Linked DNA regions of Homo sapiens: region 2 is linked to region 1. Evidence: chromatin contacts called from ENCODE Hi-C or POLR2A ChIA-PET data. All regions are on one chromosome and are shown on one strand. Each heading gives the region's core, a stretch centred on a gene start or an enhancer-like site at or near the end of the contact. The rest is flanking DNA. Distances are from core to core; before and after follow the strand shown.

Evidence for each region. Hi-C counts contacts between places; a loop is a spot of excess contacts on that map. ChIA-PET counts read pairs that join two places held with the same protein, here RNA polymerase II (POLR2A). Pooled maps may share reads with other maps.
Region 2: a loop to region 1 is called in a map of A673, with 5 times the contacts of the local background. The contact joins the promoter of AKR1C3 here to the enhancer-like site in region 1. A Hi-C loop is called at or near these places in 5 of 168 maps with a recorded cell type or tissue (A673, Calu3, aorta and 2 more) and 5 of 50 pooled maps. POLR2A ChIA-PET finds 5 or more read pairs at or near these places in 3 of 52 experiments (A673, Caco-2 and MCF 10A).

The regions. Positions count from the first base shown.
Region 1 is chr10:5,040,548-5,043,572 of GRCh38, reverse strand. The region is part of intron 3 of LOC107984198 (a long non-coding RNA gene); the gene reads right to left. Among named protein-coding and RNA genes, the nearest start is that of AKR1C2, 38 kb to the right of the region's middle. Within about 2 kb of position 1,722, at least 4 of the 41 ENCODE cell types and tissues checked have a DNase peak (open chromatin) inside an H3K27ac peak, as active enhancers do; they include A673, where a contact is called at or near this core.
Region 2 is chr10:5,092,574-5,095,695 of GRCh38, reverse strand. It overlaps AKR1C3 (aldo-keto reductase family 1 member C3), which reads right to left and starts at 1,282. Exons shown (of 9, transcript NM_003739.6): 1 at 1,168-1,282. The coding sequence starts at 1,251. LOC124900291 (U8 small nucleolar RNA) reads left to right here and starts at 2,153; the gene lies at 2,153-2,288. RefSeq lists an enhancer at 1,145-1,439.

The DNA of each region.
Region 1 (3,025 bases), core at 473-2,972:
GTCAGGCCACTGAGGTTTATGAAAGTTCCACTATTTTACATTGTACTGGCCCAGAGGGACAGACTGGTACTGTTCACCCTCTACACCTATTCCAGTTAATCTCTGGGGAAGAGATCTTTTACAGCAATGGGGTGCACAAATTTCATTTCCACATGCTGCCAACAGTGAGCAAAGTAAAAACATTATGACAAAAATGAGATATGTTCAAGACACTGGTCTGGGAAAATTGGCTCAAGGTATTACTGCGCCTATTCAACCTTTCTATAAATTTGACTCCAAAGGGCTTGGTTATTCTTTTTAGAAGCAGTCACTGTCAAGCCTCCAGATGCCATCCCTTTGACTTGAAAACTCAGCCAGTTTGGGTGGATCAGTGGCCGCTCCCAAAAAATAAGCTGGAGGCGCTCCATAATTTAGTCCTGGAACAGTTAGAATTGGGACACATTGAGGAATCTTTCTCTCCATGGAATTCACTTGTCTTTGTTATCCAAAAGAAATCTGGAAAACAGAGAATGCTCACTCATCTTAGGGCAGTTAATGCTGTACTTCAACCTCTGGGGACATTACAATCTGGCTTACCCTCCCGCTCTATGCTCGCTGAGTATTGGCCTCTAATCCTCATAGATCTTAAAGATTGCTTTTTTAACATTCCACTGGCCTCTCAGGACTTTGAAAAGTTTGCTTTTATGGTCCCTTCCCTCAACAATGTCGCTCAGGCTACATGCTACTATTGGAAAGTCCTACCACAAGGCATGCTTAATAGTCCCACTATTTGTCAGTATTTTGTGGGGCGTGTGCTTCAACCTGTCAGGGATCAGTTTCCCCGATGTTACATCGTTTACTACATGGATGATCTCCTCTGCACAGCCCCCCCATACACCATTTTGATTTCCTGCTTTTCTGTGATTCAACAGGCCATTTCAGAAGCAGGTTTGACTATTGCACCAGAAAAAATTCAAACTACCTCTCATTTTCAATATTTGGGCATGCAGTTGGAAGACAAGCTGATTACACCACAAAAAGTTCAGCTTAGGAGAGACGCCTTAAAAACTTTAAATGACTTTCAAAAGTTACTTGGGGATATTAATTGGATTTGCCCTTCTTTGGGCATCCCTACATATGCTATGTCAAACCTTTTTGCCACATTATGTGGGGATCCAGATTTACACAGGAAAAGGTTTCTTACAGAAACCTCAGACTCAGAGAGGCTGAGTCTGAGTTATGATTGATTGAACAAACAGTTCAATGGTCTCAGGTCACTAGATTCAATCCCAAATTACCTTTTACTATTTTAATTTTTCCCACTGAACACTCTCCAACAGGGATCATCACTCAGGAACATGATATAATTGAATGGTGTTTTCTTCCCCATAGCTCTCTAAGGACACTTACTATTTACCTTGACTAAATTTCTACCCTCATTAGGCAAGCCTGTTCCCATCTTTTATGACTTTTGGGACAGGAATCTCAAAAAATTATTCTTCCCTTAAACCGTCAACAACTCTGACAAGCATTTACAAATTGTGTTATTTGGCAGGTAAATTTGGCCCATTTCCCTGGTATAATTGACAATCATTACCCTAATGTAAAATTGTTCCAGTTCCTGAAACTCACTTCCTGGATTTTACCTAATATTACCAGAAGTATTCCATTAACTGGAGCCGTTACTATATTTACTGATGCTTCCTCTAATGGCCGTGCTGTATACACAGGACCATGGGAACGCGTTCTTAACACAGGACCTATTTCTGTACAGCGAGCTGAACTTAGCACTGTTATGACTGTCCTTGAGGATTTTCCTGAGTCTGTCAACATTGTTTCTGATTCTGCATACCTCGTGCATGTTGCCCACAACATAGAAACGGTGTTAAATTTTTGCCTGAGGAAAGTTTACTTTCACTTTTTCAAAAGTCTTAGACAGTTCTCAGAGCACACTGTGCCCCCTTTTACATTACTCATATTTGAGCCCATACATCACTTCCAGGACCTCTTTCAGCTGTAAATGCCAGAGCTGATGCTTTAGCCACATCCATTTTTATGGACATGCGAAATTGTCGTGCCCTAACTCATGTCAATGCTGCAGGACTCAGAAGCAAGTTCCCTCCCACATGGAAACAGGCAAAAACCATAGTACGGCACTGTCCCTCTGGCCAAGAGTTAATTTTACAACCACTTCCTTCGGCAGTTAATCCTACAACCACTTCCTTCCAGAGTTAATCCTACACCACTTCCTTCCGGAGTTAATCCTACAACCAATTCCTTCCGGAGTTAATCCTACAACCACTTCCTTCCAGAGTTAATCCTAGAGGCTTTTCCCCCAACACACTCTGGCAAATGGACGTGACCCACTTTCCAGCTTTTGGGAGACTTTCTTTCATACATGTAACACTTGACACCTTTTCCCATTTCATCTGGGTTACATGCCAAACAGGAGAAAGTACTGCTCGTGTTAAATGACATATGCCTTCTTGTTTCTCAGTTATGGGCTGCCCTGCTAAGCTTAAAACTGATAACGGTCCCAGCTATACCAGCATTGCCTTTAAAAAGTTCACTCAAGCATGGGGCATTACTCACACTACTGGAATTCCCTATAATTCTCAAGGACAGCCTCTGGTGGAATGAGCTAATAAACCTCTCAAGGACCAGCTTCGCAAACAAGGTAACAAAAAGAAAGGGGATGTCAGTACTCCCCATGCTCAGATAAATTTAGCTCTGTTCACATTAAAATTTTTAAATTTGGCCAAGAACCAACCTTTCATGGCAGCAGAACAACACTTTGCTGGTAATAAATTTGACCCACAAAAAGGCAAGCAAGTATGGTGGAAGGACACAAAAACTAATAAATGGGAATTACGCACTGTAATAACATGGAGTAGGGGTTTTGCTTGTGTCTCCCCAGGAAAGGACCAACAACCTGTTTGGGTTCTCTCCCATCAGCTGAATTTGTACCATGACTCCAGCCCTGAAGAACCATCAGAAACAAAAGGAGAAGAGCCGCCAGAAATCAAAACGCAAGGCTCGTCACCTG
Region 2 (3,122 bases), core at 33-2,532, 53 kb before region 1:
GGAAAGACAGAATTCCAGTGAAATTTAAAATTACTGACTTATTGACCAAATTTGGATAAAGATTTGAAAGGTATTTTTTAATGACAAAAATATAAATAAACTGTTTTCATTTTTACATGTATTTAAAGAAGCTTTCTTGTTTCGTTGAAATTACAAGGAACTAGATAACGGTCTCCCCGCCATCTCCTGAGAACAGTCTTTTTTTTTTTTTTTAAATCTTTTTTGAGAGCAGTCTTTAAGTGTGCCAACACTCAAAGGTTTACCAAGGCTGGAGCTTCAGTTGTGTCGTTATTTTCATTTCCTGCCCATGCCAATTTATATTAAAAATTAAACCACTTTTGTCACTGGTCTAGAAAATGTATCCTTGTAGATCATCACAACTTATCGATAAAGTGAGAGACTCAAATTTCAATAATTAGTTCCTATTCACACACTTAGTAGCCTGAGGACAGTCTTGGAATACAAGTTCTATCTAGAAAATGAGGTCTCCATTTTGTTCATTTTTGTGTCAGAAGACCACTCCTACCACTTTGATACAAATATGATGCATACAAAAAAGGACTAAGAATTTAGACTTTCCTTTGTTAGGTTCTAGATTTTACTTAAAATGAGGTGGTATTTTTTTCTTTCAGGAAGTTCTTTTTAAAAGTGAAATAGTACAGTGGAAACTCTAGTCCAGGTCCGGTAATACTGGGTGGCACTCACTGCCGCCCATCAGAACAGTGATACTCTGCCGACAGTTTTGTGCACACCATATCCAGTAATTTTTGCTATAAGTATTTCTCTGGATCGTATGTTCTTGGAAGATGGAAAGATTTCTTCAGTTGTAGAAACAGAGAAATCACTCCTATTGCAATTAATCTCCACCAGAGGGAGATGACCAACAGTGTTCTTCAATACTGAGTTTTACATATTCTGCCAAGCTGGGAACTAGACATGAACAGAAGAAAGAAACAGTGCACAAACGAAAAATAAGCAGTACGTGACCATAGGAATGGACCTCAATGCAGAACAAGGATTGCCTACTTTTTTCTCCTAGCCTAGGAAACCTAGACCAGTGAGTCATCCAGAGTAAGGTAGGAACACGAACCTTACAACCCAATACGGGTTTCACTTCTACTAGGTTTATTCTTTTGAAATCCGAAAACTAAAAGGAATTATTCTTACCTCTGGAGGTGCATAGGTGCCAAATCCCAATACAGGCATGAAGTGGCCATCATTTAGCTTTACACACTGGTGTTTGGAATCCATTCCCTGTCACTTGTCTGACTAGCAAATGTTTGCTGCTGCTTCTCCTCAGAGATTACAAAAACAATGGGCAGGAAACCCCTCCCCCCACCCCTGCAAACTGACTGATGGTTAACCAATGGCATGTAGGAGGAGGTACATAGGCAGTCTTATATGGTCTGTGGAGAAAATTGCATTCAGTTCATTTGTTTCTTATCAAAGAGAATTCCTAAGTAAATTATTATAATATATGGTTATAATAAACTCATTAATTTCTATCTAAAGTATTATTTTCTATTCTAAATCTCTATATTAAATTATTCAAAAGGATTTGTAGAACAAATAGCAACCATATGTTAGACTATAAAAACCTCCAGCTACAAATATCTTTTTTCGTTTCTGCCGTGATAATGCCCCTTCTTTATACTGCATCATTTGAAATAATTAACCATCTTACGTCTTTCTCTCACATACACATAATTTAAAGGAATGACTAATGAGAATTTTTCAAATAGTTGGTCCTCAATAAAAAATTAAAGTTAAAACTGTAAAAATATTTGCCTTTTTACATTTTCAATCAGAAAATTTATTTTGATTTTTCTTTCTTTGCGTTGTAAGAGAAATATTCATTTCTGAAGAAGATGCAGTCCTGATAAAGCTGTAATCCTGATGAGGGTGCAAATAAAAAGAAATTCTGGTGTAGTTTTTATTGGAGTGTTAATTATTAACAGTTTTTGGAGTTTGGACATCATTTAATATATGCAAGCAGTGCCTTAATAGTATTTGTTCTTCAACCAGGTTTATTACAGACTATCAAGAAGTAACTAGCCAAAAAACTGATAACCATTTTATATAATCTGTCATCTTGTTAAACATTATTTGTAAGGAAAAACTGGAAATTAATTACATATAAATGGATGAATAATTCTCATGTGGGATAGTTTTCACTTGTTCCTTCCTTTGGAGGGCAGATTAGAACATGATGAATGTAGTTTGCACAATACATTATCAACATCTTGGAGTTGTCAGAACTTGCAATGCCCTGATTTCGTTCTATTTACTTTTCCTCAAATAATAACCAAAAAGTAAGTTGAGAAATAAGTTAATTATTATACATTGATACAATATAATATAAAATCATTGAAAGCTTTTACAGAGTGATTTCAGCAATATGGTGGATCAAAAGGCCCCTACTTGTCTCATGGACGCGTCAAGAAGTGATCTGAAATTGACTAAAATAAACTTATTTATTTATGGGGGTGCTGAGTAGAAATGTAGTATGATGCCAAGGGCAAGAGATTAGGGGAAGAGACGTGCAATAGTCCGTCTAACCCATTGAGGGGAAGCTGGGGTGTGAATTTTTGAAATAGTAAGCTATTCAAAAGCCAGTAGGTATTTGGGGGAACTACTAATGGGCACACACAGTCCAGGCAGATACAAGTTCAGAAAATTGCTGACAAGGCCTTAGGGTTTTATGTTGGGCTTATGCTAAGACTAAGAACATACCAAGCATATTAGTTGATAATCGTCATGACACAGAACAAATCTATATAGAGTTAGAAAAATGTCTATATTTTGAAATGCTCAAATAAAATAATAAGGTATATAAAGAAACAGGAAAACACAGTCCCTTATAAGAAAGAAAACGAGTTGACAGAAATTATTTTTGAAGAACCATGAGCACTGAAATTAGTAGAGAAAGGTTTTAAAACAATTATCTTAAATATGCTAAAATTTCCAATTAAAAATATGGAAATAGAACTACAGGAAATTGGGAAAAGCATATACGGAAAAATGAGTGTATCAACAATGATGTAGAAATTATACAAAATAAACCAAACAAATTTTGGAGCTGAACGATATAACTGAAGTGAAAATCTCACTAGAGGATTTCA